2 separate regions of the Homo sapiens genome follow, and region 2 is linked to region 1. Evidence: read pairs that join two places in POLR2A ChIA-PET (ENCODE). Cell type or tissue: GM12878. All regions are shown on one strand.

What was found. Peaks named below come from ENCODE experiments on the same cell type or tissue, not always from the same donor. Only the 100,000 strongest peaks of a DNase experiment are listed, where the experiment ranks them.
Region 2: POLR2A ChIA-PET joins it to region 1 with 9 read pairs; 11 of 35 experiments call an interaction of 5 or more read pairs at or near these places.

What each region holds. Positions count from the first base shown.
Region 1 is chr5:141,607,249-141,611,248 of GRCh38, reverse strand. The region is part of intron 1 of DIAPH1 (diaphanous related formin 1); the gene reads left to right. Among named protein-coding and RNA genes, the nearest start is that of DIAPH1, 9.8 kb to the left of the region's middle. In GM12878, no CTCF peak of the experiment used is centred here; no DNase peak of the experiment used is centred here; H3K4me3 peaks cover 526 bases; H3K27ac peaks cover 1,616 bases.
Region 2 is chr5:141,323,181-141,327,180 of GRCh38, reverse strand. No RefSeq gene overlaps it. Among named protein-coding and RNA genes, the nearest start is that of TAF7, 4.4 kb to the right of the region's middle. RefSeq lists an enhancer at 734-853. In GM12878, a CTCF peak has its summit at 1,012; no DNase peak of the experiment used is centred here; H3K4me3 peaks cover 742 bases.

The DNA of each region.
Region 1 (4,000 bases):
AAAGAGAATGGATCTCACTTTGTTGCCTGGTCTGGAGTGCAGTGGCACAATCATAGGTCACTGCAGCCTTGAAACTCCTGGGCTCAGCCTCCCCAGTACCTGGGACCACCATGCCTGGCTAATTTTTCTTTTCTTTTCTTTTCTTTTTTTCTTTTTTTGAGGCAGAGTCTCACTCTGTCACCCAATCTGGAGTGCAGTGGTGCAATGACAACTCAGTTGCAGCATCGACCTCCTGGGCTCAAGCAATCCAGCTGCCTCGGTCTCCTGGAGTATCTGGGACTACCGGCATGCACCACAATGCCTGGCTGATTTTTTTCTTTTTCTTTTTTTTTTTTTTATAGTGGTGGGGTTTCACTATGTTGCCCAGGCTGGTCTTGAACTCTTGGGCTCAAGTGATCCTCCTACCTTGGCTTCCCAAAGTGCTGGCATTAAGGCATGAGTCACTGCACCTGGCCTAATTTTTTTTATGTTTTATTTTTGTAGAAATGACGTCTCGCTAGGCGGGGTACGGTGGCTCATGTCTGTAATCCCAGCACTCTCGGAGGCTGAGGTGGGCAGATCACGAGGTCAGGAGTTTGAGACCAGCCTGGCCAAGAGACCAGCCTGTCCAATGTGGTGAAACCCCATTTCTACTAAAAATACAAAAATTGGGCTGGGCACAGTGGCTCACACCTGTAATCCCAGCACTTTGGGAGGTCAGGGTGGGCGGATCACGAGATGAAGAGATCGAGACCATCCTGGCCAACATGGTGAAACCCCGTCTCTACTAAAAATACAAAACTTAGCTGGGCGTGGTGGTGCGTGCCTGTAATCCCAGCTACTCGGGAGGCTGAGGCAGGAGAATTGCTTGAACCTGGGAGGTGGAGGTTGCAGTGAGCCGAGGTTGTGCCACTGCACTCCAGCCTGGCGACAGAGTGAGACTGTCTCAAAAACAAAACAAAACAAAAAAATTAGCCGGGTGTGGTGGTGGGTGCCTGTAATCCTAGCTACTTGGGAGGCTGAGGCAGGAGAATTGCTTGAACCCAGGAGACGGAGGTTGCAGTGAGCCATACATCATGTCACCCTTGGGCGACAGAGCGAGACTCCAACTCAGAAAAAAAAGAAAGAAAGAAAGAAAGAAATGGGGTCTCACTATGTTGCCCAGGCTGGTCTCGAACTCCTAGCGTCAAGTGATCCTCCTGCCTTGGCCTCCCAAAGCCCTGTGATTACAAGTGTGAGCCACTGTGCTCGGCTTCTCTCTTTTCTTCTAGAACTTGTATAGATTTAGCTTTTAAATTTCCCTCTTTTCTATCATGCATATGTGAGTTCCACATGTTCACTTTGGGATATAAATTGTCACCTGTGGTCAACAGAGAACATTTCTGATACTCTGAGGATTTCGGGACTTTCATTCCATTTATCGTGGAAGCATTTTTTTCTTGTTAGGTGGTGGTGTTAGCAACCTTTTGTTTTCCTGTATTCAGTATACTACAGATTGTGTAATGCCAGTCTTCCTGTTTCTAAATATTAATGAATGTTTAGCATCTTTATAGATAAGGAAAATTAATTCATTCCAGACTAGGATAGGGAATAACAACAGTAGCAGTAATAAAAGCAGTTGTTTGTTGCATACTTAACTGTATCCCTAGTGCAGTGCTAAAGAGCCTTAGATTTATTATCTCATTAATCTCTACATTGACCTTATAAAATAGGTACTGTTATTATTCCCATTTTATAGGTAATGAAACTGGAACTCAGATCAAGCAGCCTGCTTGAAGACATAGAACTAGTTAGTGACAGAGCTAGGATTCAAACCTAGGCCTAGCTGATTCAAAACTCATGGACTTACTCACTACATTGTACTGACAGTTTATGTGTGTCCAGTTTTTGTGCCTGCAGTGTAAAACTGGACTGCAGTGTAACTATTCACTGCTAGGAATTTCTTAGAAAATTTTGGTGGTATTCCCTTAGAGTTCTTTGGTCATCTACAGTCTATTAAAATGAACTGGATTCTCCTAGAGTTCAGTTGGCAGGAAAAAAGTACTAGGCTTAGATGTAAAAAGCGTAGTGGCTAAATGCCTGTTTTTTTTTTTTTTTTTTTGCATTTAGTAATTTAGACTTTGAAGCCATTGGAAGAATCTTAATTAAACCTTTTTTAGGCATGAAAAAATAGCTATTACAGTGCTTGCAAAACCTATCTTTCGCTTGGCTCATGCGTTATTAGGATGATGCTTAAATTATTATTTTTTAATGTAACTGTGTCTCCTTTGTAAGTAGAACAGCTCTAACATCATCACCTGTCAGGAGTTTTAGTTGTTTAAATTGCTGAGAGCCACAAGTAGTGGTAACAATGTTACAGGAAGGGGGAAGCTGTTACTAGACTGTCTCTATAGTTATCCTTTTTATATTTTAAATTTGACGTTTGGTATTCTTAAAGACCTCTGTTTGTGCTCCTGAAATTTGACTGTTGTAATGATTGCAAATGGCTAATAACCAGGATCTCTTCTGAGTCTGGGAACTGCTGAAGTTTGTTCTTTAGACCTGGCAGTTATTTGCCAGTGGTTAATAATTAAGACATTGCCACAGAGGTCCAAGTACCTGGAACTGGGATTTGTTTCTGGTGACTAGTGGTGAGGAGTAGGGAAGAGTTTCTGTTGATTTCCTGAGTCTACATGTATCTACTCTAGATCCAAAGACTGACCAAGAAGTCATGAGACTGTCCTATCAGGTTCAGTTCTTGCTCTTTAAGAAATTGTAATTTCAACCACGTCTATAAAAGAGGGATAGAAAAAGCTCTAAGGCTGTGATCTTAGACTTTAAATGCTGTAGAAATTCATAGAAGTGAGGGAATTAAGTGGAAAGGCTATTGGACTGACAGAAGGCCTAAGTTTCAAAATCTTAGAATGCTGGAGTCAAAAGGATGCTAAGAATTATCTAATTCAACCCCTTTATTTTTTATTTTTTAAGAGTCAGAGTCTTACTCTGTTGCCCAGGCTGGAGCGCAGTGGTGCAGTCATGGCCCACTGCAGCCTGGAACTCCTGGGCTCAAGCAGTCCTCCCACCTCAGCCTCCAGAGTAGCTGGGATACAGGCACAGGCCACCGGGCCCAGCTATCAACCCCTTTACTTTATAGATTAAGAAATGTTGACTAGACAAGTGATCTGTCCAAATTTAAAACTAGAAATAGAACCTTTATCTCCCACCCTGTCTGAATTATTCTTTCCATATGTAGCTGCTTAGTTGTGTCTTTACCACTAATTAACCATGTGAACTCTAAGCAAGTTATTTTACTTTTCTTCATCTTTTTATCTTTTGTAAAATTAGGGGGTTATTATGAATCATTTCTAACATCTCTGCTAATGCCCCAGATACTGTAAATGACCCAGAATGTAATTGCGGGCAGTGTTAACTTAGCTTCCTAGAAGATGGGGGATATGACTGGGCCTTGAATAAAATCCAAGATTTGGCAGAGTAGAGAGGGAAAGAATTCATGAGATGGGGAGCAGTAGAACAAAGGCTTAGGTGTGAATATGTGGCTGTAGTAAAGAGAAATGGCCTGATTATAGCAATTATATGAGGTTTAGTAGAACCATTTAAGAAAGGTAAAGCCACTTCATAGAAATTATTTTATCCCTGGTAAGGGCTTTAAGGTTCCCTTTCTATAAAAACCTGCAGAAAGCAGGATTGAAATTTAACATTTTGTAACAGGTTGTAATACATGTTGATGTCCGTTTTTGGCCATGTGATAAGTGGTGGTGACAGTAAGTACATTGGAATATCCAAGAAGGAATAGTGTTAAGGTCAGTTTTCAGCAAGTTATTTCCGCTACGTAGATGGAGTTTAAAAAGTTAAGTTTATTTGATTTTCAGTCCTTACCAATTTTAATACATCGATCTTTTTAGACTTTCAGAAATTAGATTTTAAAAGGCGTGACTCTTCAGCTGGATCTCAAGGATGTATAAGAAAATTATGGGCTCAGATAGGTAATGCCATTGTTGAAACAATCTGAGTCTATCTTTGG
Region 2 (4,000 bases), 280 kb after region 1:
GATGGGGTCTGGCCATGTTACTCAGGCTGGAATGCAGTGGCTATTCACAGGTGTTCTCATAGTGCACTGCAGCCTCTAGCTGGCATCAAGCAATCCTCCTGCCTCAGCCTCCTGAGTAATGGGGACCACAGGAGTGCCACGCTGCACAGGCTCAGGGGTTCTTCAATAGCAGCAATTCAGAGTACATACTGCTGTAGTACTCTCCTTTACTTGTAGGGGAAGGGGAGATGGCTATTAAAACTAATCTGATATATTTGTACAGTTACTGCCGGTGTTCAAAATCTACTGCAGACTTAAGAGTAAACATTCCTCTTATTAAGACGTTTTTCAAAATTTCCAAAACAAAATTTGTGCTAAAAGCCATTTTGTTATTTATATCAAAGATGCATACGTTTATATGAAAACATTTATACGATTTTCAGTGCCTTCAAATTCAAAGGGCCGAGGGTCTTCCTTGGGCATAACTGCTAGATCTATCCCGTCATTCTCAAGCTCGGCTCTGGCTCGTTCTCTGGCTGTAAAGAGAGGCTTCTCAGCACTTACCCTTAGTTCTTTCCGTCACCGAGACGCAGATCTTCTGAGAGATTACCAACCTTAAACCCCTAGCCTTCTCTTCCAGAATTTTACAGCGTATCGGCTACGTAGAATAAAGACCTAGTAGAATAAAGATCTCAGGCAGGGAAACAGCGCTTCCTGCGCTCCTCACGCCTTCCTTATGGGGGACTTCTTCCTCTGTTTCTTCTTCCTGCTGATACTCAGATCCGAATACCTCTCGCTACCGTTGCTCCCTGCTTCCTGCTTCCAAAGATGCTCAGGAATAAAAGGCAGCACCTCACTCGGGGTCACTAGACATCCTGAGATTCCTGACCAAGATATTTCGAGCAGATTGTGAGACAGACAGCGGGCAGAGTCCTCTCCTAATGTGTGTCTCAAAAGCCTGCGGGGACTGCTGCGTCAGTGGATTGCTTTGTTTCCCTCCAGCCACGGATTGGCGGACAGCGGCACCCAGAGGCCTAGTATGATATCCCTAGCAGGTTAGTTTTCAAGGTCCTCAAAAGAGACTGTATTGGCTTTTTTCTCGAGACATATTTTAAAATACCAGCTGCTTTACTAAGAAGGGTACAAATCATTGTTTTTGATAAAATATTAGCAAAATGATCATTTCACAAAATTTAGTTCTAACGTTTTATTAAAATTCTTAATTTTTTTTTTTTTTTTTTTTGAGACAGAGTCTTGCTTTGTCACCCAGGCTGGAGTGCAGTGGCACGATCATGGCTCACTGCAACCTCCGTCTCAAGGGTTCAAACAATTCTCCTGCCTTAGGCTCCCTAGTAGTTAGGATTACATGTACACACCACGATGCTCAACTAATTTTTGTACTTTTAATAGAGATGGGGTTTCGCCATGCTGGCCAGGATGGTCTCGAACTCCTGATCTCAGGTAATCCGTCCGCCTTGGCCTCCCAAAGTGCTGGGATTACAGGTGTGAACCACCGCACCCAGCCTAAAATACATTAAAATTCGACTAAGAATTCTTACAAATTTTTCCCTCTTGACATTTCCTTTTCAAGATGACACACTATTGAAACTTATTTTCTGTAAAAATGGCTACTCAAGAAATTATCCACTGTAAAAAAATTATAAAAAATTCTCACTGTAAATTCAATATATTAAAGGAGAAAATTTCACTATAAAAGGTAGAAAATACTGATAAAAATGTAAAATTATGAATAATTGCATTATGTAACTACTGATATAAAGAATTTACATTCGATGCTTATCCATACTTTAAAAATAGATATATACTTTCACAATTACAAAAATAAGCAGCTCTTTTATGGATACTATTGGTTGCTCATGCCCCTTTTTCCTCTTGTAACACTTCCTTTTAGTTTAGGTGTTCGCCCTTAATGTACCTAGGGAAGCAGAACCTATTCAGAGCTGTAGTAGGTTCTGATAAATTTAATCTAATAATGATAATCTCATCCTCTTGACAGTGCTTAGTTAGGAATATAGACTTAAAATAATAAGCTTAAAGCAGGGCTTCTCAACCCTGGTACTATTTTGAGCCATATAATTCTTTGTGGTGGGGAGCTGTTCTGTGCCTTGTAAAATGTTTAGCAGTATCCCTGGTCTCTATATACTAGATACCAGTAGGACCCACCCCCCACAGTTGTGACAACCATAAATGTCTCCAGACATTACCAAATGTCACCTCACCTCTCCCCAACCATTTTCAGAAACACAGGCTTAGGGTATTTCCCTAGTATTACTGAGCTAAGAATGGGAACATGGCCTAAGTTGGTCCAGTTGGATTGAAAGATAGACTGTTTGGGGAGAGTAACTCTCTTGTCACGGACAATGAAGAAAGTTCTCCAGTTATTGCTGCTGGCTGGTATCTTGTGACTACAGCCTTTAGAATTCCACAAGGAGAGGAAAGCAGAGCTGAAACAACAGAAAAAGTATAAATAAGTGCTCATTCTTCAAAATTAGGAAGAAAAAACAATTTGTGCTACACCATGATTGTATCTGGCCTAGAGGCAGTGAAACTTCTAGACCTGCACTGTCCACTAGAGTAACAACCAGCCACACGTGGCCACTGAGCACTTGAAATGCAGCTAGTCTAAACTGAGATGTGCTGTAAGTGTAAAACACACACTAGGTGTTGAAGATTTAGTACAAAACAAGAATGTAAAACGTATTATTAATATCTTTACATTATTGTAAAAATATGTTGCAATTATATCTTAGATATATTGGATTAAAATTATTGAAATTTCACTTGTTTCTTTTTGCTATTTGAATGTGGCTACTAGATAATCTAAAATCACATCTGTGGCTGACCATCTGTGGCCCACATCATATTTCTATAGGACAAAGCTGTGCTAGACTACCTGTATTTTGGGATCATAGATTTTCTTACTGTTTAAACCAGCATAAATTAGATTTTAATGTTTTCCTATAGAAAACATCCTACTAGATAAAAGAACTGCTAAATATTTTTAGTTAACCTTTTTATCTTTAAAATATATGGTGATATAGCAATATGTAAGCTGGCTTTTCTGTGGTATTTGCTATTTCCTCACCCCTATAATTTTCTACCTCCTAAATATAAGCAGGATTTCTCCCATCACCCATAATTTAACCTCCAAAGTATAAGCAGCCCTTTAAGGAACTAAAAAGTGTATTAAAGGGCAGCTTATATTTTGGAGCCCTTTAAAGAACTAGAAAGTGTATTAAAGGGAATTTTCAAACATACACGATTATTAGTAACCTGATTGCCACACTCCTTAATCACAGACAGGAAGCCTTTGGAGGACTTGTTACCACACTGGGGAATTTATTGCTCTCCCCAAATCTTTTGTTCACTGGTATCACAGATATTCCATGGAACAACCACAGGAGTGTAATTCATCAATTCAGAGTTTTTCTGAATGTCTAATGGAACTTTTTTTTAAAAAAAAACTGGGGATTTATCAGTAGACATTAAGATAATGTGATGTGGCAGAGGCCTTAGGCCTTAGTGATAGGCAGAGGACTGCCACATCACATTATCTTTTTTTTTTTTTTTCTTTTTGAGATGGAATTTTGCTCCAGTGTTGCCCAGGCTGGAGTGCAATGGTGCAATCTTGGCTCACTGCAACCTTCGCTTCCCGGGTTCAAGCAATTCTCCTCCCTCAGTCTCCCGAGTAGCTGGGATTACAGGTGCCCGCCGCCAAGCCTGGCTAATTTGTTTTTGTTTTTGTTTTTGTTTTATTTTTGAGAAGGAGTCCCCTCTATTGCCCAGGCTGGAGTGCAGTGGCGCGATCTCGGCTCACTGCAAACTCTGCCTCCTGGGTTCACGCCATTCTCCTGCCTCAGCCTCCCGAGCAGCTGGGACTACAGGTGCCTGCCACCGCACTCGGCTAATTTTTTGTATTTTTAGTAGAGACGGGATTTCACCGTGTTAGCCAGGATGGTCTCAATCTCCTGACCTCGTGATCCACCCGCCTCGGCCTCCC